2 separate regions of the Homo sapiens genome follow, and region 1 is linked to region 2. A link is an interaction called in ENCODE POLR2A ChIA-PET data of the cell type or tissue named here. Cell type or tissue: MCF 10A. All regions are shown on one strand. Links, peaks and the distances in the headings refer to the core of each region. The heading gives the core; the rest is flanking DNA.

What was found. Peaks named below come from ENCODE experiments on the same cell type or tissue, not always from the same donor. Only the 100,000 strongest peaks of a DNase experiment are listed, where the experiment ranks them.
Region 1: POLR2A ChIA-PET joins it to region 2 with 6 read pairs; 1 of 35 experiments calls an interaction of 5 or more read pairs at or near these places.

Annotation. Positions count from the first base shown.
Region 1 is chr2:102,909,149-102,925,272 of GRCh38, forward strand. No RefSeq gene overlaps it. Among named protein-coding and RNA genes, the nearest start is that of LINC01796, 21 kb to the left of the region's middle. RefSeq lists an enhancer at 12,755-14,262. In MCF 10A, for the core only: no CTCF peak of the experiment used is centred there; a DNase peak (open chromatin) is centred at 6,173.
Region 2 is chr2:102,969,585-102,983,693 of GRCh38, forward strand. It overlaps LINC01935 (long intergenic non-protein coding RNA 1935), which reads right to left. Exons shown (of 4, transcript NR_135530.1): 2 at 1,257-1,403. Among named protein-coding and RNA genes, the nearest start is that of LINC01935, 7.8 kb to the right of the region's middle. In MCF 10A, for the core only: no CTCF peak of the experiment used is centred there; a DNase peak (open chromatin) is centred at 2,287.

The DNA.
Region 1 (16,124 bases), core at 4,261-9,260, 56 kb before region 2:
CATAATCTTCAAATAAAGACAATAATAAGGTCATAATTATACCTAACATAATACAACTATCCTTCATACAACCAGAAATGCACCAATCTCCAACCCAAATACTACTACATAGAGTTAACAATACTTAAATGCTGATATGAAGTCAATAAATCTTATGTCATATGATAAAAAGATAATTAAATGAAGATATTTTCTTAGTACAAGTGTATACATGCACAAATCTGTTTTAAACAAAAGAAAGAGGAAATACTCGTGACAATTACAGTCCCCATTTCTGCAGCTGGTCACGTGGTCATAGCTGGTATTGATGACTACCTTCTTCTACTACCCATTCTGTATTCCCTTTGCCTTCAGCAAGCACCTTAGCAGGTCATGGTTTTTATTTTTCCTGGTGGAGTGACCCAAACCTTCATTCCTGAAGGGTCTGGGCCATTTGTAGTCCTGCCTGAATTGGGCTGTTGTAGTTTCCCATTGACCTTAATCACAGGGCATGTCACCCCAGCCAACATGGTAACTCCCTTCTTAGCCTGTTGACTTAAAGGTAGGAGGAGCCCAAAGTGTCCAGGTGGCAATCTTAACTTCCAATGTAATGGGATTGTTGTTGTGTCTGCTGGTGGCAGTGTTCCTCCCTCTGAAACTAAGACCTCTAGGCCAGCAGAACGTAATGTAGCAGGCACAGGAAGCAAAAATTTTGCTAGTGGATCACTAGGGGTGATGGTGAGTGATGCCACTTCCATGTCCACCCCTTGATTCCTGGACCTGTGAATCCTGGCTATGGGAGAAAAAGTACCATATATTGGACACTGATTCAGAGCATACATGGCTTTCTGGAGAACTTTGCCCCAGCCCTGCAAAGTATCGTCACCTAGCTGCCATTGTAATTGTGACTTCAAAAGGCCATTCCAACATTCTATCAATCCAGCTGCTTCAGGATGATGGAGAACATGGTAAGGCCAGTGAATTCCATGAGCATGAGCCCACTGCTGCACTTCTTTAGCCATAAAGTGAGTGCCTTGGTCAGAGGCAATGCTGTGTGGAATACCACGATGGGGGACAGGGCATTCTGTGAGTCCACGAATGGTAGTCTTGGAAGAAGCTTTGCATGCAGGATAGGCAAATCCATATTTGGAGTAAGTGTCTATTCCAGTGAGGACAAACCTCTTCCCTTTCTGTGATGGAGGTGGTCCAATATAATCAACCTGCCAACAGGTAGATGGCTGATTACCCTGAGAAATAGTGCCATATGAGGGCTCAGTGTTGGTCTCTGCTCTAGGCACTCAGCAGTGGCTGTGGACAGGTCAGCCTTGGTGAGTGGAAGTCCATGTTGCTCAGCCCATGTGTAACCTCCATCCCTGGCACCATGGCCACTTTGTTCATGGGCCCTCTGGGGGATGACAGGAGTGACAGGGGAAAGAGGCTGAGTGATATTCACAGAATGGGTCATCCTATCCACTTGATTTTTAAAAATCCTCCTCTGCTGAGGTCACCCATTTGTGAGCACTCACATGGGATATCAATATCTTCACGGTTTTTGATGACTCAGAGCGTTCCATCCACATACCTCTCCCTTAAAGTTCTTTGTCACCAATTTTCCGATCATGCTTCTTCCAAGTCCCTGACCATCCAGCCAAACCATGGGCTACAGACCGTTAATTCGCATATAATTGTACATCTGTCTATCTTTCCTTCCATGTAAAGTGCACGACCAGGTGCACTGCTTGAAGTTCTCCCACTGAGAAGGCTTCCCTTCACCACTCTCCTTCAGTGATGTCCTAGAAAGGGCTGTAGTGCTACAGCTGTCCACTTTCAGGTGATGCCTGCATATCGTGCAGAACCATCAATGAACCAGGCCCTTGTCTTCTTTTCCTCTGTCAATTGATCACAGGGAATTCCCAATGAGGCCATCGGTGCAGGCTGGGGGAGAGAAGGCAGGATGGCAAGAGTGGAGACCATGGGCATTTGAGCCACTTCCTTATGTAACTTTCTTTTGCCTTCAGGACCTGCTCGAGCCCAATTACATATATACCACTTCCATTGGATGATGGAGTGCTGCTGTGCATGACCCACTTTATGGCTAGATGGGTCCAAAACACCCAGTTCCTGATAGGCAGTTCGGGTCACATTGGTGACTTGATGATCCATAGTCAAACGTTCAGTTTCCACCAAAGCCCAGTAACAGGCCAAGAGCTGTATCTCAAAAGGAGAGTAGTTATTTGCAGAAGATGGCAGGGCCTTGCTCCAAAATTCTAGAGGCCTCCACTGTGATTCACCTATTGGAGCCTGCCAAAGGCTCCAAAAAGTATCCCTATTTGCCACTGACACCTCAAGCACCGTTGGATCTGCTGGGTCCTATGGCCCAAGTGGCAGAGCAGCTTGCACAGCAGCCTGGACCTGTTGCAGAGCCTTCTCCTGTTATGCACTCTACTCAAAACTGGCAGCCTTTTGGGTCACTCAATAAATGGGCTGGAGTAACACACCCAGCTGAGGAATGTGTTGCCTGCAAAATCCAAATAGGGCCACTAGGTGTGTGCCTCTTTCTTGGTTGTAGGAGGGACCAAATGAAGCAACTTATCCTTCACCTTAGAAGTAATATTTTGACAGACCCCACACCACTGGACCCCTAGAAATTCTACTGAGGTAGAAGTTCCCTGAATTTTAGTCGGATTTATTTCCCATCCTCTGGCATGCAAATGTCGCACAAATAAGTCGAGTGTGTTTGCTACTTCTTGCTCACTGGATCCAATCAGCATAATGTCATCAATGTAATGGACTAGTGTGATATCTTGTGGAAGTGAAAAGTGATGAAGATCTCTCCAAATAAGATTTTGACACAAAGCTGAAGAGTTGATATACCCCTGAGGTAGGACAGCAAAGGTATATTGCTGACCTTGCCAGCTGAAGGCAAGTTGCTTCTGGTGGACCTTATGGACAGGAGTGGAGAAAAAGGAACTTGCCAAGTCAATGGCTGCATGCAAGGTACCAGCAGATGTATTTATTTGCTTAAGCAATGAAACCACATCTGGTACAGCAGCTGCAATTGGAGTCACCACTTGGTTAAGCTTAGAATAATCCACTGTAATTCCTCAAGATGCATCTGTCTTCTGCACAGGCCAAATGTGAGAGGTGAATGGAGATGTGATGAGAATCATCACCCCTGCATCTTTCAAGTCCTTAATGGTAGTGCTAATCTCTGCAATCCTTCCAGGGATGCCATATTGTTTTTTATTTGTTTTGATTTACTATTTTGTAGGTAAAGGCAGCTCTAATGGCTTCCATTTGGCCTTTCCCACCATAGTAGCCCTCACCCTACCAGTCAGGGAGCTGATGTGGGGTCCTGCCAGCTGCTAAGTATGTCTATGCAAATTATGCATCCTGGCACTGGGGAAATGACCACAGGATGAGTCTGGGGACCCACTGGACCCACTGTAAGTTGGTCCTGAGCTAAAACTCTATTGCCTGACCTCCATAATCCCCTACTTTAATAACTGGAGGGCCACAATGACATTTTGGGTCCCCTGGAATCAATGTCACCTCAGATCCAGTATACAGTAGTATCCAAAATGTCTGATCATTTCACATTCCCCAATGCACAGTTACCCTGATAAATGGCTGGAGATCTTCTTGGGGAAGGATGGGAGAAAGATTAACTGCATAAATTGTTGGTAATGTAGTGGGGTCCTTCTTTAATGAGACGCAGCCTCCCATTCATTCAAGGGGTTCTGGGTCTGTAAACTGGCTTAAGTCTGGAAATTGTTCGAGGGGCTGTGATTCTCTGTTTTTATAATTCGACCTAGAAGCTTTCTGCTTGTATAAATTAAGTAGGAATGCAGTGGGGTTCCTATCAATTTCACTTCTAGGAACACCGTGATTAATTAGCCAATTCCAGAGCTCTACACAAGTCAGACTATTCTGATTGCCGCTTTGCCTCTGCTGTCCATTACAGTAGTTACGCCTAGCTTGCCTTTGATAGTTGATTGCCACCACTTGGCCCCTGCCACCTCAGCATCCAATTATCCCCACTATATTTCAATTTTGTAGTTGAGTGACTGCAGTTCACTCCGTTAGATCTGACATACAAAGAGGAACAATTACAAGGCTCTTCAAAGATGCAGGTGCTGTCCTCACAAATCTATTTTGCAAGTCATTGGTCAAGGATATATCTTCGGACCCTCCCAGCTGGGATGAGGAAGTCTAAAGTGACTAATTCATCCCACAGTTCCAATCTCCCTAAGCCTTTGGATACCTTCCTCTACATTAAACCAAGGGAGATCAGGCATTTCCAGCTCACTCACAGTGGACCATCTTTTAATCCACATTTCAGCTAACCAGGCAAATAAACTATTAGAACCTTTCTTAACTCCCCGAGCTGAAACATTAAAAACAGGGTCCTACTTAGTGAGCCCAAATCAATAAATTCAGACTGATCCAACTCTATGTTCCTTCCACCATTATCCCATACCCTTAATATCCATTCCCATGCCTGTTCTCCCGATTTTTGTTTATATAAATTTGAGAGCTCAAACAGTTCTTTTCAAGCGTAGTGCACCTCTTCATGGGTCACACTCTCAACCTTACCTCTAGGGGCCCTCGGGGACTTTAGTCTAGTTATGGGTCTAGAAGCAAACAGAGGTGTCGGGGGTGGCTTCTGAGGAGAATCAACATTATCATGCCTGACAACTGCCTCAGGAAAGGCCATCACTATTGCCTCAGGCAGCCCAGGGTTTATCTCCTCAGACAAAGGTGAAAAGGCTGATGTCAGCATGGGTCAGGGAGAGGATGTTGTCACTACTGGGGTTGGGGAAGCTGTTCCTTTTGGCAAAAAAGGTCCATCAGAGTTTACAAACTCAGCGTCCCCAGCTTCATCAGGGTCCTCCCACATGTCCCAATTGCAAGTTGCAGTGTCCCATTCTTTTCCAATCAATGCCCTCACTTTAACAGTAGACACCTGGTGAGGCTGTGGATGCATCTTTCATTGCAGGTCAGCCACTCGCATGATAAGAGCTTGTGTTTGTTTTTGCACAATTTCGTCTCTTTCTCTATAGGAGATAAGACTTTCACTCAGGGCAATCTTAGCAGATTTGAGGCTCAGTATCTGCTTCTGAAGCCAGGAGACAGAATCTCTGAGTTCATCATTTGCTTTCAACACTTTGTCCCCTGAACTTAGGAGCAACCAACCAGCTTCATTATGTTCCTCAGTTCTCCACATATGGCTGAAGGTATTATGTAAAGTGTCACTAAACTCCTTGACTCTCACAAGCAGGAATCAGGAGTGTCAAATACATTTATTTTGCGTAACTCTCTAAACACTTCATACCAAGGACTATCAGTGTTCTCCATACTATTACAAGTAGAGTCCTTAGCATTTTTAGGTCTAATAATATTAAGTGGCAAACTCCAGAAACCCTGAAACCAATGAAAGAACTCCATCTTTAATATTCCATTTCTCTAAAACCACTCCGGGTACCAAAATCTGTATTAGTCGAGGTTCTCTAGAGAAACAGAACTAATATCATATATATTATTATATATCTATATATTATATAAATTATATATATATCTATATATAATATAGATACCATATATATGATATAAGATATATAAATATATAGAGGAGTTTATTAAGGATTAAGTATTATATATAAAGGGGAGTTTATTAAGTATTAACTTACATGATCACAAGGTCCCGCAATAGGCTATCTGCAAGCTGAGGAGCAAGGAGAACCAGTCCGAGTCCAAAAACTGAAGAATGTCTGATGTTTGAGGGCAGGAAGCATCCAGGATGGGAGAAAGATATAGGCTGGGAGGCTAGGCCAGTCTCTCATTTTCACATTTTTCTGCCTACTTCATATTTGCTGGCAGCTGATTAAATTGTGCCCACCAGATTAACAGTGAATCTACCTTCCCCAGCCCACTGACTCAATTGTTAATCTCTTTTGGAAACACCCTCACAGACACACCCAGGAGCAATACTTTGTATCCTTCAATCCAATCAAGTTGACACTCAGTATTAACCATCAAAATGTGCTACAGTAACAAATAGCCCTCACATTTCTTGTGCCTTAATCCAACAAAAGATGATATTTCACTTACACAGCATATGCATTGTGAGTCAGCTAGGGGCTGAGCTTTTTGGAGTCAGTAGGACCCAGGTGACTCCTCCATATTTCCTCCCAGGATTATTACAGCATAGGGATGGGAATGTGCTGAATCATACCGCAGAGTCATGGCTTACTTCACAGTAGGCAGGAAAGAGAAATCCTATGATATGCCTGGAAGGCAGAGAGCTGGACATTATTTTGTTAATAGCTCTTCCTCGACTTTTCTTTTTCTTTTTTTTTTTTTTTTTTTACTAATATCTCATGATGAGTTTTATTTTGTAACTGTAAAGATAGTACCAAAGATATGAATTTTAACGAAAATGAGGTCAAAATGTGAAGTTTATTTTTGTCCCATTTTATGAGAAAATATTTATGTGATTAAAAAATAGTATTATCCTACTTTGAACCCTCATTAAAAAATATTAAGTATGATTTTATGTGTGCATGTCCTGTGCCCATCCTCTGAATATTTTTACTTCCTGGTAGACCCTCATAACTACATTTTGGAAATAACTCCCTAGGTTAAATAAAATAACACTTCTTTCAAAGCAACTTTTTTATGTTAAAATACATATCAAAGCATCAAACTTTTAACAAATCAGCTTTTTAAGTCTATTGGTAATTAAAGGAATGGGACATGTAGAAGAGCTTGGGTTGTATCTACACTACTAATGTGTCTCAAATACAGAAGTCTCATGTGCTTTCTTAACCTATTCAGTTACCACATCTTCTGCATGCCCTTGGGAGGAACCCCACAGGTTACCAGATCTCTATGGTCTTCTGCCCAGGTCTCAGTGGTAACTGGCATTTCACCTTAGTGTCCTCTGCATTTTTCTCACTGTATTTGTCTGCGTTCACACTGCTATAAAAAATACCCGAGACTGAGTAATTTATAAAGGAAAGTGGTTTAATTGACTCACAGTTTCACATGGCTGGGTAGGCCTCAGGAAACTTACAATCATGGTGGAAGGCAAAGGGGAAACCAGCACCTTCTTCACAAGGCAGCAGGAGAGAAAGGGAGAAAGGAGGAGCTGCCAAACACTCATAAAATACATCAGATCTCATGAGAATTCCCTATCATGAGAACAGCATGGGGGAAACCATAACCATGATCCAGTCACCTCCCACCAGATCCCTTCCTTGATGAATGGGGATTACAATTTGAGATGAGATTTGGGTGGGGACGCAGGGCCAAACCATATGATTCTCTTTCTGGCCCCTCTCAAATCTCATGTCCTTTTTGCATTTCAAAACCAATCTTGCCTTCTCAACAATCCCCCAAAGTCTTAACTAATTTCAGCATTAACTCAAATGTTCACAGTCCAAAGTTTTATTTGAGACAAGGGAACTTCCTTCCTCCTATGAGCCTGTAAAATCAAAAGCAAGTTAGCTACTTTCAAGATACAATGGAGGTACAGGCATTTGGTAAATGCTGACATTCCAAATGGAGGAAGTTGGATGAAGCAAAGGGGCTACAGGTCCCATGCAAATCCAAAATCCAGTGGGACAGTCATTAAATCTTAAAGCTCTGAAATGATCTCCTTTGATGCCATGTCTCACATGTAGGTCACACTGATACAAGAGATGGGCTCCTAAGGCCTTGGGCAGTTCTGCCCCTGTGGCTCTGAAGGGTATAGCCCCCACAGCTGTTTTCCCTGGCTGGCATTGAGTGCCTGTGGCATTTCCAGGCACACAGTGCCAGCTGTTGGTGGATCTATCATTCTGGAGTTTGGAGGATGGTGACCCTCTTCTTATAGCTCCACTAGGCAGTAATCCAGTGGGGACTCTGTGTGACAGCTCCAACCCCACATTTCCCTTCTGCACTGCCCTAGCAGAGGTTCTCCATGGGGGCTCCACCCCTGCAGCAGACTTCTGCCCAGACATCTAGGTGTTTCCTTGCATCCTCTGAAACCTAGCTGGATCTTCCCAAAACTCAACTCTTGTCTTCTGTGCACCCACAGGCCCAAAACCATATGGAAACTGTCAAGATTTGGGGTTTGCACTCTCTGAAGCCATGGCCCGAGCTATGCCTTGGCCTCTTTTAGCCATGGCTGGAGCTGGAAAGGCTGGGATGCAGGGCACCAAGTCCTGAGGCTGCACAAAACAGTGGGGCTCTGGGACCGGTCCACAAAATCATTTTTCCCTCCTAGGGCTCTGGGCCTGTCATGAGAGGGGCTGTGAAGACCTCTGACATGCTCTGAGGACATGTTCCCCATTGTCTTGGTGATTAACATTTGACTCCTCATTACTTATGCAAATTTCTTCAGCCAGCTTGAATTTCTTTTCAGAAAATGGATCTTTCTTTTCTGTCACATCGTTAGGCTGCAAATTTTACAAACTTTTATATTTTGCTTCCCTTTTAAATATAAGTTCAAATTTTAGATAATCTCTTTCAAGTTCAAAGTTCCAAAGATCTCTAGGGCAGGGGGAAAATGCTGCCAGCTTCTTTGCTAAAACATAGCAAGAGTGAACTTTGCTCCAGTTCCCAAAAATTTCCTCATCTCCATCTGAGACCATCTCATCCTGGACTTCATTGTCCATATTACTATCAGCATTTTGGTCAAAACCATTCAACAAGTCTCTAGGAAGATCCAAATTTTTCTGCATCTTTCTGTCTTCTTCTGAGCCCTCCAAACTTTTCCAGTCTCTGTCCATTACCCAGTTCCAATGTGGCTTCCACATTTTCAGGTTCTCTTTATAGCACCACCCCACTCTACTGGTACCAATTTACTGTATTAGTCCATTTTCACCACTATAAAGAATACCAGAGACTGGGTAATTTATAAAGGAAAGACATTTAATTGACTCACAGTTCCACTTGACTGGGGAGGCCTCAGAAAACTTACAATTATGGTGGAAGGCAAAAGGGAAGCAAACACCTTCTTCACAAGATGGCAGGAGGGAGAGAGAGGAAGGAAGAACTGCCAAACGCTTATAAAAATATCAGATCTCATGAGAACTCCCTATCATGAGAACAGCATGGGGGAAACCACCCCCATGATCCAGCCACCTCCGACCAAGTCTCTTCCTTGACACATGGGGATTACAACTCAAGTTGAGATTTGGGTGGGGACACGGAGCCAAATCACATCATTCACATACGCTTTCACAGTGCCCATCAAATACCCCATTTATGTAATCTGTATCCTAAACCAGCCTATGCACTCTAATATGCTATCAAATTCTCATCTGATGGTGAATTATCCCTTAAAAAGAGTGATTTTCATAGTTTTGAAGTAGGGCCATTATTTTTGGCAAGAATTGTGTAAGAAGCTGATTGCTGGCAAGTATGATTTGGTGAGCTCCCTTGGAAACCCAGAGCCTAACTGCCAATGTGCCTTACACACCCCCATGTCCCTACCATCCACTTCGACCCTGCTCTTCTTTATAAGCCATTCTCTTTAACCAAGCATGAGGCTTCCAGGGGGGCTACAATAAAAGGCAAGTCTCCCCTGCTTTGTAATCGTCTCGACCACAATCATTTGTGAAATAAGAACGGTGTCAGATTACTCCTCTTCTTCTTTTGTGGTTATTGTGTTCATCACTAGAGTGTGAGCTCCCTGAACACAGGCACTTTTGTCAGTTTCACCCACTGTGGTATCTGACATGTTAGAAGGATGCCTGGCACAGAGGAGACATTCAGCAAAGATTCGTGGAATGAAGATCACATTCATACATAGGAACACCTTAGAAAGTGGGACCCAGGGCACACAATTTAATGGTTAATATTGTAGATTTTAGGGAAAACTAGTCCTAGATTTGAATACAAATCATTTCTCTTAGTATTTATGTGTCCTTAGACTTTTATTTAACCCCTAAACTAGTTTCTTTTTATAAAAGACAGATAATAGGAGAAATTCTCACTATTGGGAAGATCATAAGAGATAATGTTTATAAAACAACCAATGTGGTACCTCACATATAGCAAGTGCTGAATAACCTGTAGGTATTATCATTATTATTAATACCAAGTGGGGGAGAAGGAAGGCATCACACTTTAAGTCTGAGCATGGGAGGTGCTGGGGCAAACCATAATTAATGGGGAAGCACTGTATTAGAGCAGAAGGAAGCAAGAGAGACCCCAAAACTTCCCCACTATGTCTCCAAAGTGGCTGTCTGAATTAGGATTTTAGAAAGAACTAAGGCATGTGACCTCCATATGTATATTTAAAAACACATAGGTAGGTATATTTATAAAATGAATATTTATTTTTACACCAACATATATGTAGATGTATGCAAAAAGTAAATTAAAACCATTTGCATTTGAAAACATTTGAAGAATTTCACAAAGGCTTTGAGGTTCTGTGGGTGGGCCGAGAGTTGTGGGGGTAGGTGTGAGGGGGGAAATCCCAGAATGTCACAAAACCAGAGATATGGGGTCCATGCTCTAAACACCTGACACACCTCAGAATTTCAATAATATCCAATTATCTTCATTTGCACCAGATGAAGGAAATGAAATTGAGTATAATACCTCTGCTATGTTAAATGTTGTTTGTTTTTCTGTTTGTTTTGAAATGGAGTTTTGCTCTTTTTGCCCAGGCTGGAGTACAATGGCACGACTCAGCTCACTGCAACCTCCATCTCCTGGGTTCAAGTGATTCTCCTGCCTCAGCCTCCCAAGTAGCTGGGATTACAGGTGGCTGCCACCATGCCTGGCTGATTTTTGTATTTTTAGTACAGACAAGATTTCACCATGTTGGCCAGGCTGATTTGAACTCGTGATCTCAGGTGATCCTCCTGCCTCGGCCTCCCAAAGTGCTGGGATTACAGGCGTGAGCCACTGTGCCTGACCTCACATTAACTGTTTATTGGCCTCATGGCCAGGTAATTGATCTGAAACAGATAACTTGCTACCTAGCTGCAAAGTAGAAAAATGCGTGCAGTGTTTGTGGCAATGACAGAGTTCTGTGAAGGGTTTGGCTATTTCAGACACATGGCATGATCTGTGTGGAAAGAGAGATGTTTGTCTGTATTCTGAGACCTCAAAGGTGTAAGCCATTGGACCACTCTTGTTTTCCAAACATAAGACACATTGGCCTTAAGGAAGCAGCCCAAATGACATGATGTTATCTTGCTTTAATCAGTGTACAATGTAGAAAGAATTCAAGATGGGCATTCTATTCCCATACTTCCAGCACTGATGGCACACAGAGCCCTGGACATTAATTTAGCCTCGAGTATTTCGGTTTCTCCCAGGCAAATGGAAATAATGCCTTTGCTACTTGTATTATAGAACTTTTGGGAAGATTAAGATGATGGGTACAGAAATACACAGACCAAAAGAATTTGAAGGTTGTTAGTGAATTTTTTGCTTTCTTCCTCTTACTAGTGGCGGCTTTCTTGTTCTTCCTTCTTGTCCTCTTTCTCCCCCTCTCCCTTCTCCCTCCTTCTTGCTTTGTTGGGCCCCTTATCCTTTGGGAAGGAAAAGTTGGTGAATGTTGTAATAAAAATAAATGAGTTCCCAGTGGGTTGGCCTCACTTTTTCCACCCTCATAATAGACAGGAGGGAAGGTATCCCAGAGATCATCTAGTCAGTTGTCATTTAACTGAAGAAACTGTTTCTAATCCTAAATAAATCTTATGTAGAATCTGGTATATATAATGTTTTTAAAAGAAGTGCTCTATTTTAAATGGGAATCCAAGGATGGAAAGTGAGTTTACAGCGTTCCTGTGTAGGACTTCCCCCAAACCACCAAGTTTTACAGAAAACAGCGCAAAACAAAAGTTTCTTCTCCAACCTTCTCATTTGACATAGGAGAACCTAGAGGATCTGAAGGGTAAAATAACTTGAAGCTAAAGAAAGAATACCTTGTGAGCAGGCCCGTTCAATGACTGAAACTGCCATGGAAATTCATTGCCTAGTGTCTGTGTTAAGGGAAGAGAAGGGCTGGAACACATTATGACTTATGAAATACCATAAGATTGTGAAACCTTCATTCATGGTTTGCTTTGCCTAAAGCAAGTCAAACTCTCCCTTGGCCTTAGTTCTTCATGTGCAGAATGAAAGGGTTGATGAAATGAGCTCCAAGATCCTATAATTCAGGAGTTCCAGCATTCTTCTTCTTAATGAAGAAAGGCCTCCATAGAAGCAAAATACAGTACAGAAAAAGACTCTTCAGATTCCTACAGCAGGTATACTCACCCACAATATTTTCTGAATGCCTATCCTGTGCCAGCCATGGTTTTTAGGTATCTGACACAGCTCCGTGAACAAAGTAGAAAAAAAAATGCATTGGTAACATGCAGCTAAAATTCTACCCAAAGTCAGGTTTTTGTGAGATTTTTATACCAATTTATATCAATGAAGTACTTTTGGCAGATCCGCTACACTTACCCACTGATGGTGGCCATCTCTAGTAAATAATGCCGATGTTTTATGAAGCGTGTACTTGTGCTGGGGGATTTACATATTTTACTTTATTCTTTACGACAACCCTATAAAGTGGGTGTTATTACTCTTTTTACAGATAAGGACACTGAAGCTCAAGGCATTTGCACAAGCTGCCTAAGGCTACTTTTAAAAAGTGTGAAGAAGTTAGGATTTGCCCCAAATCCCCTGACAACTCCTTTGTGTTCTCATTCTTCTCCCTCAGCAACCGATGCCCTCAGCCAATGGAAAAGCCAGAGATATACTTCCATGGAAAAAAAAAGGGACCATTATAAAGAGTTGCATTTAAAGAAACTCTGTTGGGTAGTTAATTTAAGTGAATTCAACATAGACTATTATAAGTAGTCTAGAAAATACACTGTGTTACATATGCCCCTTTGCTTTTTGAGCTGGGATGAAAAAATAAGATTTCTGGGGGTAAAGAAGCCTAAAGCCATGGCATCACTTGGTCTTCTCCATGGAACAAACTCCACTGCTGCATTAATATTGAGTTGATCTTTAGCGACTGTAATGCCTGCATAACATTTGGTGTCCAAGTTATGGTTCCATTCTGGTTGCCTGACTTCCTTGTCTCATTGTCTCTGAGTTGAACACGTCAGTTTGTTTTGTAGTCCTCTGTTTATTGATCAGACCCTGTCATCTCCAAGATGGTCCTTACATGCAATTGAACCCTCCACCTTCCAGACCCTCCTATCCACCTCTCCACAACCTCTGGGCACCCTTTCACCTGGGCTGTCAGAATAATGAAGGCTTGATTTCAATACTTTCCCTCATTTCTCTGTTCACTGCTCTGCGGGTTAATGCAGATTCCAAACTTCAAGAAGCAGCTGTTAAACATGTCATTAACACTGCTTCGGCTGCAAATGAGACTCTGCTACTGGGATTACTCCGTGAGCTATAGTTTTGTGATGAGCTTTGTCAATCACAGCTGACCTGCTGTGTACCGAATGGAACTTAGATTATCTTCTTTCTTCCTCTGACTCTTGTCATTTTTTTTCACAAAGAATTACTATTCTACTCCCTGAAAGATTGATTACTTCCACAAATAAGAGAGTCTGAGACATTAATACAAAATTCACAGGCTTTTCTTTATCTCAAACCTGCAACTCCCTCTACATTTCCTCCTGGTAATTATATTAGAATTGTGTACACTAGGAATTGCCATCTGATTATTATGAAACTAGTTTTGTCATGACAAAAATGAGCTTAAGTCGTGTTTTTTTGGAAAATGATCAGTACAGTGCACTGGATGAGAGAGAAGGAGATTAAATCCAACTTGCTTTCATCCATGAATGCTTTCATCTCTTTTTCAAACACAGGAAATGATTACCACTGCTATAAGCTGCAGTTCATATGAGTGAAAAGGATAAAGAAATATTGAAAATTCTGTAACCAACAGTAGGACATAATATAGGTCTCTGGCACCCACTGTGCGACATGTACTTTATTTTTCTATACTGCCAATGTCAAGAGTTTCAGATTTGAAAGGGAGTCTTACCTTGAGGTGTAACATTATGGACTGAGGAATAAACAAATTGACTTTTTAAAAGAAAAGCTTAGACAAATTTTTAATAGACAATTAAAAAGAAGGTAGTACTTACAACCTCTAGTAACTATTAGCTGTAGTGAAACATTGGCTCATGTTTATAATTTGTAAGAGAGAGAAGGTAGAGCCGTCATTCCATCATAGTGTATTTTCTAATGTATCGTCAAGTATACAAAAGATTCTTCAAGAGCAGTGATCACAGCCTATTTGCCTTTATATCCCTGATATCTAGTATGTTGTTAGCTAGGTAATGGATAATGAAGTGAGTGAGTGAATGAATGAGTGTTCTTTGGGTGAGTTATCCAGTGTCATTTTGAGACTGAAGAAATAAATGTGGTTTTAGTCATTCACATGCAAAAACATTGACTGTGCACTTTCTCTCTATTTCATACACACGCACACATGCCCTTGCAATGCTTATACTCTAATTTACATCCCAAATTACACTCCACAATAGGTCTTATTTTTAACGAGGATAGACACTGAAACTGCTTTATCAGTTATCTAGTGCCGTTATAATACTGTGTAACAAACCACAATACCTTCAATGGCATTCAACAAAAAACATTTATTGTTTATATGCAATATATGCAATTTCTTACCAAGTAACACAATTAATGAATTAGGTTCACCTCAAAACACTAAATAATATATCTGTTCCTTACTCCAGGCAGAGACACAAAAACTGGAACCTTAAAGATGAACAGGAAATGATGGAAAACAGGAGGAGAACCATGTGATTAGACATATATAAAACTGGAAGCTTTATCAACTCCCACAGTTCCATCTGGGGTCAGCTGGGGGTTGGGTAAATGGTTCTGCAGTTCTTGGTTGGGCTTGGGGTCTGGGGATCAGCTGTTGCATGATCGACGATGGCTTCCACTTAGACAAATAGGGCAGGTTAGCTGTGCTCCACGTGTCTGTGTTTCTCCAGCAGCCCAGTCTGAGTGTGTCCCCATTGATGGCAGAGTTGTAAGAGTGAGAAACCTGTAGGCTTCTAAGGTCTTGGCCTGGAACTGCCACTTCCTCTCTACTCTATTGGTCCAAACAAAATAGACGGGGTAGAAGAATATACTCTGCTTTTGTAGGACAAAATTCAAAGTGACATGCCAAAAGGCATGGTTAGAGGGAGGGGTGAATAATTTGGCTGTTTTCATAAATTGCGCATTTGCTATTTTATGAATGCCTTTAAAATAAAGGAATATTGATCACATTGAATTGAGTGCACTTGGGGTTCAGTTTACTCCTTTCTGACCTCTAGTTACACGTGCATAAAATATAATATTGTTGTGCTCAAATGAGATAAAAGGAAGAAATGTATGTTTCTCTCATATTTGAAATCAAGAGGCATGTTCTGTTCCAGGCCACTAGCAGACACAAGCTTTTCCTCTAGACAGCTGATATTCTTTTTGCTATGTAGGTGTGAATAAAAGAGCAACAGAGATGGTGTAAAAACTGCTAATAGAGAAACAGCACAGGAGGTGGATGGAGGGTGGGGACAGTACGGGCTAAAAAAAGCAGGAATTCTCACTCCAAAATGGAAGCTTTATCAACTTCCAGTTCCATCTGAGATAGCACAAGAGAGCAAAAGAAGAGAGATGGTTTTCAATAGATCAATAAGGTGATCACTAAACTAAGTCCATGACCCAAGGTTATTTGAGTATTTCATATTTTGACTCATTTACATCTCATGAGCCCCAATAGTGCTTCTCAGTATTCAATTTTTTTCTCCATTGATTTTAATTAAGCTCACCATAGGCTAGCAACCCTGATGAACAGGAAGAGTATTTTCTATCAAAAAGCTGTGTAGCTTCTGAGGCCTGAATTCGGAAGCTCGCCTACATCTATTCAAAATGTTTTTACTTCCATCCTGTGGCACGATTCTTAAAATGTGAAATAAAGACACATTCTGCTGCTACGCCATAAAGATTTTCCACTCTGTAACTGTGAAAATTACCATATTATTCCTGATTCAGACATGTCATATGGAATCTGGGATCAGTGATAAGTGCTGTGTATACAGTAGCTTCTGTGCGGGAAGTGGCGCTTGCTGCTGTTCATGATGGGACATGCTTTCATACCTCCA
Region 2 (14,109 bases), core at 248-5,247:
ATCTTCTTTCTTACGTGTCTAATATATTCATTTTGGAATTAGCATTTGAAAAATATTTTATATACCAGGGATGTACTTTTTTGTAACCAGATTCATCAAATTCTGTTCCCAAATTTCCTATGAGAAAGCTTATAGGGGTCATGGAGGAATGAGACAAAGACTGAGCTGTGCTGATTCCCAGACCTTTGTGAACACTGTAAATTCAGACCAGTTTAATTATCAGCCAATTGGTTATTCTATCATTGCAATGAAGCATTTCTTTCTTATTCACTGAGCTAATACAACATTTCCCCCTTGTTGCTGTCTATGGTCCAGCCACAAATAACTAGATGGCACTATCACCCTAATTTACTTATAGGCAGAGTGATTTTTGCCAAAGAAGGTATTGCAAAAATTTCTGCTTTTGCTCCAAAATCTACCCTAATGATTTACAGATGATCTCTCATTTTGAGTTAGTTAAAATTGTTACCCATCTGAGTTTACTCGTGGCTTCAGGTTAAATCAAAGTTCCTTGAAAAAAGTGAAAACATTTTTAAAATTCCCATATTTCTAAATTTTGTTAAATGCCAACATGAGTTACTGAGGCCCCACTGTAAACAGCCAACATCTGGGATAACGTCAGGTAATCTGGAAAGGTCAAAACCCCCGAAATTTAATAAGAGGAATCTATACATTGGTATGTGTTCTCCTGCATTAGAACTCACTTTGACTTGACTTGTTAGCACGGGACGTTAAACATCTAGGGGAGGATAGAGAGGACAATGGAAGCCTTTCTCAATATAGATTGAAATCTTCCACAAGAAAGCTTGGCATGGGCTGACATTTGACTGACTTATATTTTTTAAGAACCAAAACAGAAGGAATCACTGCACCTCCATTTCACTACTTTTGCCACGGATGATGAAGATGAGGAAGAGGATGAAGAGGGTGATAGTGAAGGTGTAAGCTGTTACCTAAATGTATGCTCCATTAACTGTCAATTCACGACTTCTGTCTGTTGTGTTATGATTAATTGCCTGGCTTGGGTTAGCAGTAGGCTATCTCAAATGACTCCTCATGAATTCCAGGATTCCTTCTTATGAAATGTGATAAAATACCTTTAGCTAAGTTTCCTTCTTTTCCTTCAGAAAATACATGAAATCATAGATTGCAGCTTACCCACACACAAATAAAACTGGGGATAGAATCTGCTGATCAAAATCACACTAGAAACCTAGGTTGTATTACTCCAGAAAGCCCATGACCCCATTACTTACTTTCTCACTTGGAAAGAATTCCTGTGAAAGATGATCGGGAGGTATTTTCACAAATGCTGCATTTGATACACAATGATGGAATGATCTTCATTTAGCAACAGGAAAGGGACTGGAGAAAACTGGAAATTCATACTTAGCATTTTCTTCCTGGCCCAACAACAAAAACATCAATGTCTGTGTGTTGGATCTATACATAGGATCAACACCCTGGGCACGTCTGACTGCCTGTTACATTTATAATTTGCTTTACTTTTAAAACATTTTCTCCGTAGCAACATAGTATTCTGTGAGGTTGGCTTTCATGCGATTTCCATTTTGGAGCTGCCGGACTCTGGCTCCGAGAGTTTGGGGTGCCTGTGAACCACCCAGCTGGTAACGGTGATGTCACGCTTAGAGGCAGGACTAATGCTTAGTGCTTTTCCTCCCCCACAGGACCCCACTCATTGTCCTCTAATACTACAGGTATCTCATTATTGCCTGAAATTGCATCAATCCTTCCCTACACATGGGGGGAATGTCCAGGACAAAATGTAATATTGAAAAACATAAGACATGGGCCTGAGATTCATGAGCTAGAAGAGCACTTAAGCTTTTGCACTCTGCCTCCCTTCTAGGCTTTGTATGTTTTCAAGAGAATTCTCAGGAAGCATTTCTTTATGATTATTCAGTTAATGTTGATCTCTCAATCAAAAGGTAAATGGTACTCCCTGCAAGATCACATTTATGATTATAGCAAGAAAATGTGTGAGGAAATGTGCAATTTGAATTTACCTTTAGCCTAAAATACGTAGAATGTATGAAGTCTGAATTTCAAGATACATGGGGTATAGCACTACAAACTACAATCCACTGGACATGACCTCCAATGAACTTTGGAGATTTTGGAAGCAGTCAAAAGAACATAAGGGCCACGGGGTTCTACTTTTATTACAGCATTAGGTTGTTTGTTGCTTTTATTTCTCTACTTTGTTTTTCTGTACAGTGCAGTATGAGTCATTGCATTTCTCGTGGGAGAAAAGTCACTGTATTCATCACTTTTTGTCAAGCCGAAGCACAATAATAAAAGAAACATTCAAGGAAAGGAAAGTTTGGACGACTTTTGTCATGCAGCCAATGAGAATTGACAAATAGGGTGATGCGGAATTAAAACTTACGTCTAAAAGAACTATTAATATTCTTAGCTCCTCCAAGTCCTATTAACTAGGAAAATTTGGATTTAGAAAAGAAAAAAATAGAATTTAATGTAAACAAGTACTGAATGTATGAAGTCCTTTCCAAACATAATAGTCCCACAAATTGAGTAGTATTAGATGAATTATTAGTTGCAGGATATGTAGGGGAAATAGGTGAACTAGCTTAAATGGGAGTCTGAAGTAGAAGGTGATAAGATTAGTAGAGTCAGTTTTTTATGAATGTTCTTAGAAGGATTTTTAAATGTTTTTGAGTTCAATTCAACTAAGTGCTTGAGACGAGGGGTTAGGTGGTTTCCCTGGCAGCAGGCAGTGTACCAGTCCTTAGTGTGAAGTGGCACCAACTTGCCAGTTCCCGAAGTGGATCAGGAAATATCTCCACTTGCTCAGTTACAAGCCGAGACAAATGTGTGCTGTTAGTTCAGGTGCTCCTTATTAAGATTTATGAACGGCCGGGCGCGGTGGCTCACACCTGTAATCCCAGCACTTTGGGAGGCGAGGCGGGTGGATCATGAGGTCAGGAGATCGAGACCATCCTGGCTAACAAGGTGAAACCCCGTCTCTACTAAAAATACAAAAAAAAAAAATAGCCGGGCGCGGTGGCGGGCGCCTGTAGTCCCAGCTACTCGGGAGGCTGAGGCAGGAGAATGGCGTGAACCCGGGAAGCGGAGCTTGCAGTGAGCCGAGATCGCACCACTGCACTCCAGCCTGGGCTACAGAGCGAGACTCTGTCTAAAAAAAAAAAAAAAAAAAAAAAAAAAAAACATTTATGAACAAGTGCCTGCATTCTGTGGTGCCCCCAAGAGCGAAGAAATGACTGAAGGATCCTCATGGCATACCAAGGAGGCCATGCCAAGCTTTTGACCCCTGGAGCAGCATTCCTAGATGAGAATTTCCATCCTTTCCTTCAGCTGGGAGAAGAAAGCTTGAGACATCTGGTTCCTGATAGAATAGGGGATATGAAGAGAAGAAGCAATGAGCTTCCTAACTTCCCTACCTTTGGAAGACACAAGTGCTCTCCTATGTAGCCTGACTTGTTCTTCATCACCCCTATTAAAGCCCTGGGCCAGTGGATCTCAAAATGAAAATGTGGTCCTCCAACAGGCAGCAATACTATCAGCCAGGGACTTTTCTATCTGTGAGAGGGAACTGAAAGCCCTACTCCTTGAACCCAGACCTAGTTCCCACCAAAGCTGACCTTTTAACGCTTGAGCTTTACTGCCCCCTTGCACATGGGAGGCATAATTTCTGTGGCTTCTGTGTGCGTCTACAGTGCATGAAGTGCTGAGGCACAGAATACAGTAGGATTAGGAGGCGACACGAAGGCCTTCAGTTCATGTTGAGTCTCTGATTGCGATCTGGGGGTGGAGCATAGTCTAGTCTATAGAGGAGCTCGAGTCTGCACATCTGCACATTGTACAGGTGAGCCAGATGTGTGTGTCTCCTTACCAAGAGAGCCCCCTTCCAGCTAGGTACACATTGTGAGTCAGCCCAGGAGAAGGAATGAGGCTTTCAAATGCCACGGGCAGGCAGGTCAATCAGAAAGCACCTTAAGAGCAGCTCTCTGCATTGCAATGAAGAGATCAAGCAGTGGAAAAGGAAGGAAAATAAGATGGGGTTTCTGTTTTGAAATTGCATCTTAGACCAAGAATCATACTGCTCTTGTGGCTGAGGCACTACAGGTTAAATGATTTGCCCAAGGTCATATAGAAAGTCAATGGCAAGAATAGGCTCAACTCAGAATCCTGAAAGTCATAGTTTTTAAAAAGCAGCCCACAGTGGTTCAATTTCTTGAACAATTCCTGCATGTGAATTTGGCTGCTTGCATGCCCTGCCCTGGAAGATGTATTCTCATTGTGTGTTCACCCACGAACTCAGTATATAGGAAGTTGCCTCTTAGATGTGGGGTATTTTTGAACTGCACAGTTAAGAATTTTCCCAAGTCCATATCCATAAGGTGATCAGATTGTTGTAAGATGCTGCTTTAGTCTGTTTTGTGTCTCCATAACAGAATACCACAGACTGGGTAATTTGTAAAGAAAATAAATTTATTTCTCACAGTTCTGAGGTTGGGAAGTCCAATATCAAGGTGCTGGCATCTGGTGAAGACCTCTGTGCTGTGTCAGCCCGTGGTGGCAGGCTGATGGGCCAGTGAGTGTGAGAGAGCAAGATATGATACTCACAGCCTCCAGCCCTATTATAATGGGCATTAATCCATTCATGAAGGTGGAGCCCTCATGACCTAAACACCTCCCGTTAGGGTCCACCTCCCAACACTGTTGCATTTGGGATTAAGTTTCCAACACATGCTTTCTGGGGGACACATTCAAACCAGAGCAGATGCTGTTCTCTCATCTCTCAGGATTTGCTCTCACTTGGGCCATATGTTAAGGAAGCAACAGTTTAAAAAGAGAGCCCTCCTTCCCCCACCCACTCATACTTTCCCATCCTCACTTGGCCAGTAAAGAATAGCATAGCCTCTTATGTAGCCTCTTCAGTGTACAAGAAAGTTCCTCATAAAGGGCTGAAGAACTGAGCTGATTAGGTGAAAGGTGTTCAGGCAAATCGTCAGGAATTGTGTCCTTGCTTTCTGGAAACTGAAAGGGGCAGTGGGCAAGCCTTGATGAAAAGCTGCTGTGTTGAGTCTCATACGTCCACGTCCACCTGCAGGTCTGCCTAGGGGCAGCAGGCCTCTGAAAAACGATTGCTTAAGCTGCCCTGATTTCTGGGGTCCAAAAGTCTATGTCATTGCAAAGAGTCTGGATGGATTTCAAAAAGAAAGTACGTTCCACTTTATTTAGGATGGCTCTTTCAGCGTGGGTGTCTTTGCTGCTTCCGGCTGCATAAATTATTATTATAATGACATTCCCCCTGACCCAAACCCCTTGGTCTTGGCTCTGTGCACATGTGTAAATCTAACAAATGTCTGTACAGCTCTAATCGTCCTTTCCTCGTACTTACAGAGGATAGCATTTCTAAGTGGCTTTATTTTACATTATCCTCAGTGTTTTGTCAAAGAAGCAAAGGAGTCAAACGTGCCTGTGTTGAGTTGGAGACCTACGAACCCTCTGTGGTCCGGCTTCTATTTCTGAATAGACAGGGTCGTCGATAGGTGGACTTCATCTTTGAATATAATTGTGTGGGTTTTTTAAAATCTGTCTCTAATAAATATATAATCATAGAAAGTGTATTACTCAGGCAATTATTTAAATAGATTTACATCATAACATGTTTCTGGTGTTTCTAGCCTGTTTAACATTCAGAGTGATATGGACTATAAAATTATTTAAATCTAATGATTTGTTGTTTCAAAAAGTTGCTGTTGTTAGGTTGATAATGTCTCCTGAAAGAAAATAACAAATGAAACATTTCTCTTCCCTCCCTCTTTCCCCCATTAGTTAAAGCTAAGTTTTGTTAGGAGCTTTTAAAGATTGTTCTAAATAGATTTCAAATTCTGTTATTTCTTCCTCACCATTGGCATGGATTACAAACCTATCATCCTTGTCACTATAATTAACAGTGCTCACATTTATTAATTGACTATGGTTTTTAGTTTCCAACCCCACCCACACCCCTAAAACCTGCCTTGACAGGCTTTATGACTTAAAACATACACAAAGCTATATTCAGGATTTGTAGGCTAACAAATATTATAGAGACATGATATAAGTGAAATTAACATGGGAATTTTACCTTTGAAGAAGAAAAGACAACAATGCTTTAAAGGGCATATGCAGGCCTAAATAGCTTCTCTCTTCAAAAGGGTCAATGCTGTTTAGACTTTTCCACAACCATTTTATTGGCACATTTTTAAAATACAGGAGAAGAACCACATTGCCTGCATAATGATGGATGCTGAATTCAACCTCAGAGGAAAGTCAAGCTCTTCCTGGGAGGGTTGAATCAGGCTTCCTTGCTCTGTCTTTTCGTTTGCATTATTCAGTGGAAAAATACAAAGTGGCATAATGATGGGAATAAGTTATCTTTTATCAAATCTGACTTTAAAATTCAGGTTATGTAAAACACAGAAACGCATAGGAAATTCAATCAGAACCTCCAGTCACATTGTGTACTCTCTGTTCTTGGGCAACTGAACACTCCGCTGAGTCCATGCCTGGGAGCAAGTCTCAGATTCGCCCTTCCTGGCTAGAACACCTTTTGCCAGCAACTTCCACCAGGGGAAGCTCTGAGCACACCAGTGCTTCACAGGCAAACTGCGAAATTCAGGCAAGACAGGGCAAAGAAGGCAGCAGGGGAAGCTAACAAAAAGTCCTGAAATCGCTTTTGTAGAAACTAATGAGACTGGGTTTCTTTAGGATTATTACACTGTGATTTAACTACCAGTAGGGAATGTAGAGTGGAGTAAAGATGGAAACAGTATTTGGAACTAAAATCTTCCAGAACCTAACTTCTTTAATGGAGAAAACCCACTTGCTGTTTAAGAAGTGTAGTCCTTCAAGGAGCTGAAATCACTGTTTTGCTTCTTAATCCCTCATCTATAGGTTATTGAAAGCTACTCTCATTCATTCTAGTTCACCTTGGTTTTACACACACGCACACACACATACACACACACACTCCCATAAATGATAAATTCGATGTCTGTAGAAAGACAGTCACCTAATTGCACAGTGAAGCAGAAGAAAGCCTTGCAAATGGTATACAATTTTCAAAGTGTTCCAAGCCTTAGGCAAAAGCCTTTCAACTGTGTCTAAAACTGAATGATAAAATATGTTGTACAAATTATCTGTGAACAGGAAACATGTGGTAGTGGCAGAGGACTGAAATGTAACACTTGTAAAGAAATGGGAACTGCCAGTCATTTAGACCCTTTCTTTCTTTCTTTTTTCTTTTTCTTTTTTTTTTAAGTTGCAAGTTTCATCATTTTTTTTTTTACCCTCCGTTGATGTTCAAGTTTATAATAAGACACTTATCAGATTACACCGGGCCAATTGCAGCTTTATTTTAGAAACAACAACAAAAACCAAACAGATGAGGCTAAAGATTTGGTGTTGCCCATCCCCTCCCCCTTTGAGGGACTCCTTAAAAATTTCTCTGCTCTGTTGTTTCAGGAGCCCTGGTGATTTGTGTGTGGAATTTTTAAAAGGATGGAAAATCTCCTGAAATAGGAAGCATGCAAAGCTCAGGTGATTGCAAGTTGCATAAATGTTTCTCCATCCTTTATTTTCACAAAGGCGAAGGTGCTGGTTAATCTTCACTAAAGGGCAGAAGGGGTTCCACTGGGATGCTATCTGCTGTCTCCTCACACTCTGTGTTACTCTTGGAATGTCGTGTCAGAGTTTTTCTCTTTCCAAGATGCATCCATTCTTTCTCAGTGAAACCAGTCAAGATTGCCTATGATCCCTATTGAGGGAATTTGTGATTAACCCCTACTATGTATCACCTAGTCTCCTCAATCCTTGATGAACTCACACAAACTATATATATATTTCAAGCCGTATGCAGCTCTCTGAGGAAAGTTAAAGTGTTAGTAAATTTCATATTTAGAGAAAAAGGAAAAGAGAGAGAAGTCTGTTCTGCTACATTTGTTTTCTATCAGGAAGTTACTCAGCTTTCATCTCAGTGCTCAGTGGCACCCTTATTTTAGCTTGTCTTTTATCACATGACTGCTTGATGACCTTTAAATTAGCATGCTTACTATTCTGCCTGGTATACAGATCCGCCTTCTTATTACTGGGGCTGACCCTGGATGAAATGCCTTGGGATAGTCATCAAAAATGAAAGAGGAGAAAACAGTTTAATTTGCAGCCCAAACTCCATCACCAGCAAAAACAGTTAGTTGAAACAGTCTCCTCCTAGTGAACAAGCATGGGCATTAGACTGGCATAGTCTGCACAGTCAAATACATACCCCCCCATTCCTGGAGCTAGACATTACATCATCCTGCTCTGACATTGCAAATTGTTTCCTTCCTTCCTTCCCTCCCTCCCTCCCTCCCTCCCTCCCTCCTTTCCTTCCTTCCCTCCCTCCCTCCCTTACTCTTTCCCTTTATTCCTTCTCATCTTCCTCTTTTCTTTTAATTGCACAAATTATTCAACACTTCTTTTGTGTCAGTCACAGAAAGAAGCTGTGGTTTTGATGGTGAATACGGTATGGTCTATCTCAGGAGTTCTTGGTGTGGCGGGAAAACTGGAACAAATTCATAGAAGGAATCACAGCACCAGACTTCTCTCTCCCAATATGCCAGAGTGTGTGTCTTGCACTCTTCAAGACACAGTTATCACATTTTGGTGTTCTTGCAGTATTGCTTTGGAATGCCAATCTTTCCATCCAATTTCCCTGCATTTCAGCACGTTGCTCAGAGGGCATATGGTTCTCCTTCTTACCCTCTGTCTCATACAATCATTCCTACCTTTATAGCTTCCTAGTCTATTTTTTAAATCCTATTCTGCAATGTCTCCTTTTCCCTTTTAATTTAGCAAAGCTCCTCCACTTCTTGTAAGTTCATATTATGTAGGCATTTTTAATGAAACCTCTGCTAATACTGGTTGTTTCTCATTTAGAGTATTTACACATTTTGGTATACATTAGATATGTTTTTTTTTCTCTTCCACTGATCCTGTATCATTTCTCTTTTTACCACAAACAAGACTGAGAGCAAGAATTACATCATACACTACTTTTTTAAATAAACTCAATAGCATCTAATGATAATAGCAAACATCGGTTGAGTACTTACTGTCCCATAGGCAATGTGCTAAGCTCTTTCCACCTGTTATGCCATTTCATACTGATGATAATCTTATGATTTAGAGTATTACTACTTTCTACATTTTTTTTGGCAAGGAAATTGAAGAAGAGATTTTTAAAGCTAGCTTGTTAAACTGGCAAAGTAAATTTTAACCTACAGATCTTGGCTCCAGAGTCCATGCTCTCTTATGCCGAGCATCTAGGGAGTTTTCAATAAACATCTGCTCAAGTGAATTGAATGGGAGACAATTTGCAAATCTGAGAACAATTGAGAAGCCTGTTACAAGAATGCCTAGGGTGAATGAAGGGGATAGATAGTGAGTACATTTTTTTGCCATATGAATGGGTTTTGAGGTTCGGATGTATTTAACCTTCACCCATTACAGGGCATATTTTGCCACGCGGGCATGTGGAGGAATCTGGGAAAAGTGAAATACAGAAGGTAGGCAAATGGGCTTCATTATGGTTCTCTGGCTCAAAAAACAGCCAAGAAATGTAATAGAGGAGTTAGCCCATTTTTGTTGCAATGCATTTTTAAATGTATTTAAGAAATTTCCGGTGCTTCACAAATTCTGTTAACTTGTTGCTTAGATGTTTCCTACTGATGTCCTTCACTCCTTCCTTCTTTCTCTTCCTCCATCCTTCCTTACTGTGGCCATAGGACTAAATGATAGTTGTGCAATTCTGGGGATTGTACCAAAGTCAGAAACAGGACTTAAACCCCATTGTCACACACAGAATCGTTTTTGTTCGTTTGTTTGTTTTAGTGAAAACACTAAAGTATTACCACTGTTTTCCACAGTCAGATACAGAGAATGCTGTTATCCATGACATCAGAGCATTGGTAAATGGAGCAGGACATTATATAACCCTGCACCTGCAGGCCTGTTTCCATGGGCGAAGCCAAATTTATAACTGTGCCCTTTGTGATCTGATAATCTCAGAGAAAAGAATGACTCTTGAACTTTGCCCAGTGGTCATTCTATAGCTAGTTATATTATATTTTCATCTAGTCTGCATTTTCCTCTCATACATGGCTGTTGATAGCCTGAGGAGAAAGGCAGTAGATGTGTTATGATTAATTCGTAAACTATATAACATGATTACATTGTAAACAAACCCCTTGAAAGGTCCGGGTCCTTGCACCAGCCAAGAACATGTAAAGCCATCTGGTGCATACACCATAGAAGGTTTCCCCTAGTTAGAGGAGATAGTGACTGTTTCTTGCGGACTAGCAGAATGGAAGCAGCCATCCCCCTCTCCACTCCTACTCTGACCATTACTCTTTGGGTAATCAATCAATTTTCCACTGAACTCTCAAAAATCCTTTATTTTGCCACCCACATAGGGATTTACTTGGACTATTTAAGCATTTCTCACTCTGCGCCTTTCATTATCTGTAGTCATTTCTATCTCATGCCTTTAGGCATCTTCAATCCCCAGGCTATTTTCCTCATATCCCAGGCTCTCTGACTTCTCTTTTTAGCTTTTCTACCTTTGTATCCAGCCTAGTCCCTTGGACCACTTCATCTGCATCTCCATATAGCCTTAATGTCCTTGCTGTTCTCCCTTTCCGACTGAATGTACCCCCCACCCGATGCCAGACCAAATCCTCCTAGAGCTGCTGAGCAACTCTGAACAAAAGCACGTACCATTTGTATTCCCACATGCCCCTGGTCCATTCCAAGCCTCTTTGTTTCTCCTTAGACTTATTTTCCTCATCTCCATGCTTATTCCCAGCAGATTCTGAGCTTGTCTCTGGTTCCAGAAGAGAATGCTCAGGCTTGAGTTTTCTCAACCACACACCCACATACCTACCAACGTATTTATGTAGGTTTTCCTCAACTCTTCCCTCAGTAAGTTTCCTCTCCCTCTCTCCTTTGTTCTTTCTTCCCTTCTGTCCTACCTTTCTTTCCATCCTCCTTTTATCTCCAAATAAACAGAGAAAAACTGCTTTCTATTCTCTTCCTCATCTAACTTCCAGCCTAACTCCATCTCTTCTTGAGAGTCAATTTTTGCCTCCTTTCACACTTTTCTCTATCGATTTTCTCTTCTCTTTATAAAGGTTTTTTAACTTCCTCTTTTCTGCTACCCAATTTTTATCAGCATAGAAACATGCTCAAATATCTCCCATCAGTAAAAGTCTTATTCATATTGTACCTTCTTGCAGCCTTTGCCCTATTCCTCTCCTGCCCTTCATAGCCAGCCTGCTTAAGCAAGAAGTTGACACCAGCAGTGGCTACTATCTCACTTCTTTAATCTGCTGAAATCTGCTTTCTATCCTTGCACTCCTCTGGGACTGCTCTTTCTAATGCCAATCATTTCCAGATGCAGGATCCGGGGAACAATTTCCAATCCGCCTGCTCACCTGATAGCTTTGCAATATTTGGCATTGCTAGCTACTGTCCTTTTGAATTTCACAACTCCTCTTTTTGCTTTTAAGACACTAAGGTCCCATGGTTTTCCTTTTTCCTCTCTGATACTCCTTAATTTCCTTTATTGGCTACAGTTTCTCATACCACCACTAAATATTGGGAGTCACAAATACTCCCCTTAAATGTCTTTTCATGCTACACTCTCTCTGTACACCATTTCGTCTGCTTTATACCTTGTAAACAACAAAGTCTCCTGTTTATATCTTCAGGCCTGATTACTCTTCCTACATTAAGACCATGCCATTGACTTCTTACTCTATATTTTCACCTAGACAAACAAAGTTATCTTAATTATGGTATATTCAAACAGAATGCCTCCACTATTCCTTTCTTTGCCACCCACACAGTTGTCTGATCCAAATACAGAGGAACTATCCTAGGTTCCAACTCTTTCTGATACCTGAGAGCAACTTCATTGACAAATCTTATGATTTCCTGAGCTCCCTTGAATATATCTTCTCAGCTTCTCCATGATTGCCCTTGCTTAAATGGTTGCTTCTCACTTAGGGAGTGGCAAATGCCTCTTTTCTAGGCGCATCGCCATTAACCATACCATGAGCCTGCCATTCCTCTCTCCCTCTCACCATGTGTCCTCTGCTTCCTTCTGTTTCCTCCTACTGCATTCCTACTCAAGCATTGCTGTCTTTGGGATGCCTGTCATGACTTACTCAAGTTGTCATTCCTTTCTCTGTGATTTCATATTTCCCCTTATTCTAGTGGAACACTTTTATCACTTTGCATAATAAATACTTATTTACTTCTCCCTCCAAAACTAGACTGTGAGCTCCCGAAAGGCATGATTTTTTTGTTTATTGTTATGATGCAAACCATATTGTCAGCACCTGACTCGGTGCTTGGCACATGTTTTTGATAAATACAAGAAAGAATGAATAGCTTAAAATTTCCAAAGAGATTATACACCTCCTCATAGCTATCTGCCCCCATTGTTTTGCACTTATTTAGTTGGTGAACTGAAAGAGAGTGGGTCACTGCATAGTGGAAAGAACACTGATTAACCTTGAGGAAAACTAGGCTGGTCCTGGTAATTAGGTGTATGACCTTGGGCAAGAAATTGCTTCTCTAGGTTTGTGCTTTCTTATCTCTAAAATCAGAGAACAGGATTAGATGATAAAAAAAGGTACTGCCAGCTCTAAAAATATTATAACCTGAAATGCTTTCTTCTAAAATTCTAAACAAGGTGATTCTTAGTTTTAGATCCTTGGTTAAGATCCCAGAATGTATGCTTAGATTTTCTGTGAACCATGTGAAATTGTGTTCAAGGTTTTATTGTTGTTGTTACTTGCCGTAGAAGAGCCTATGAATTGATAAATAATATCCAGTCTCTTCTACTTTAGTAATAGAACATTTAAAGATTTAATTGATTGCATGGTCACTAAGACAGGTGTATTTTCCAGTCTTCTGTGAAGTTGGATGTGGCAAAGTGACAATGTTTTGAGTAAGCAAGTGACTGAAGGAGTGTGAGCCAAAGTGATGTGGGCATATTTTTTATAACCATGTACCTGTCCTCCATTTCCTATTCCTCTCTTTTCTTGGAATGGAGCATGAATATGATGATGTTGAACAGTTTTGTTTAAGAAATGCAATACTCCAGAAATTGACAGACCATTAAATCAGAGGGAACCTGGGTCCCTGAATGATCTTCTGTAGCTAAAGCTGTACCCCATCATCCCAGACTTTTCTGTAAAAGATAATTAACCCATCTATCTTGTTTTAGCCATGATTATGTTAGTTTCTCATAAAGCCTTGAGCCAATGTTGAACCCAGTATATTTGCATACCTGCATTTTTGGAAAGAGGGCCCATCGATTTCACCAAGTTTGCAAAAGATTCTGTGACCTCATGTGACAGATTAAGGATGGCACAAATTCATTGACAGATCTCCCACTGAGAAGTGAGTTTAGGTTCCTTCCCCTTGAACCTGAATAGATTCTGTGACTGCCTTGACCAATTGAACACAGTGTTAATAAAGTTGTGTCAGTTTCCAGCTCAAAGCCAAAAGAGAATGGTAGCTTCCTCTTCCTGTGTCTTGGAAAACTGGGTTTTGGAACCCCACCACCATGCTGTCAGGAAGCCCAAGCAGTCCATAGAGACATCTATGTGGAGAAGCTTCAAGGTGCTTTTATTATTCTTCTTCTTTAAAACTCACAACAATGCCATGAAGAATATATTAATGTCCTTATTCTACAGATGAGGAAAACTTGGCACAAAGCATTTCAGTAACTAATTTACCCAAGGCTACTATTGGGAAGTGGTAGATTTCACCCTTGAACCCTGCAACCTAACCCTAAGTCTTGCATGTTTCACCGTTATGCTATGCTGCTCAATAAGGTGCTACCATGTATCATAAAAAGTTGTAAAAAATTCAATTAGATTTGTTATTTAACAGTCTTTTTGCCACTGTACTTTAAGTATGGTAAGCTATTCTTCACACGTTTCATTTCTATTTTGTGGATATACATTGAAACTCACATCAAAATTTAAAATATTTAAAAGTATT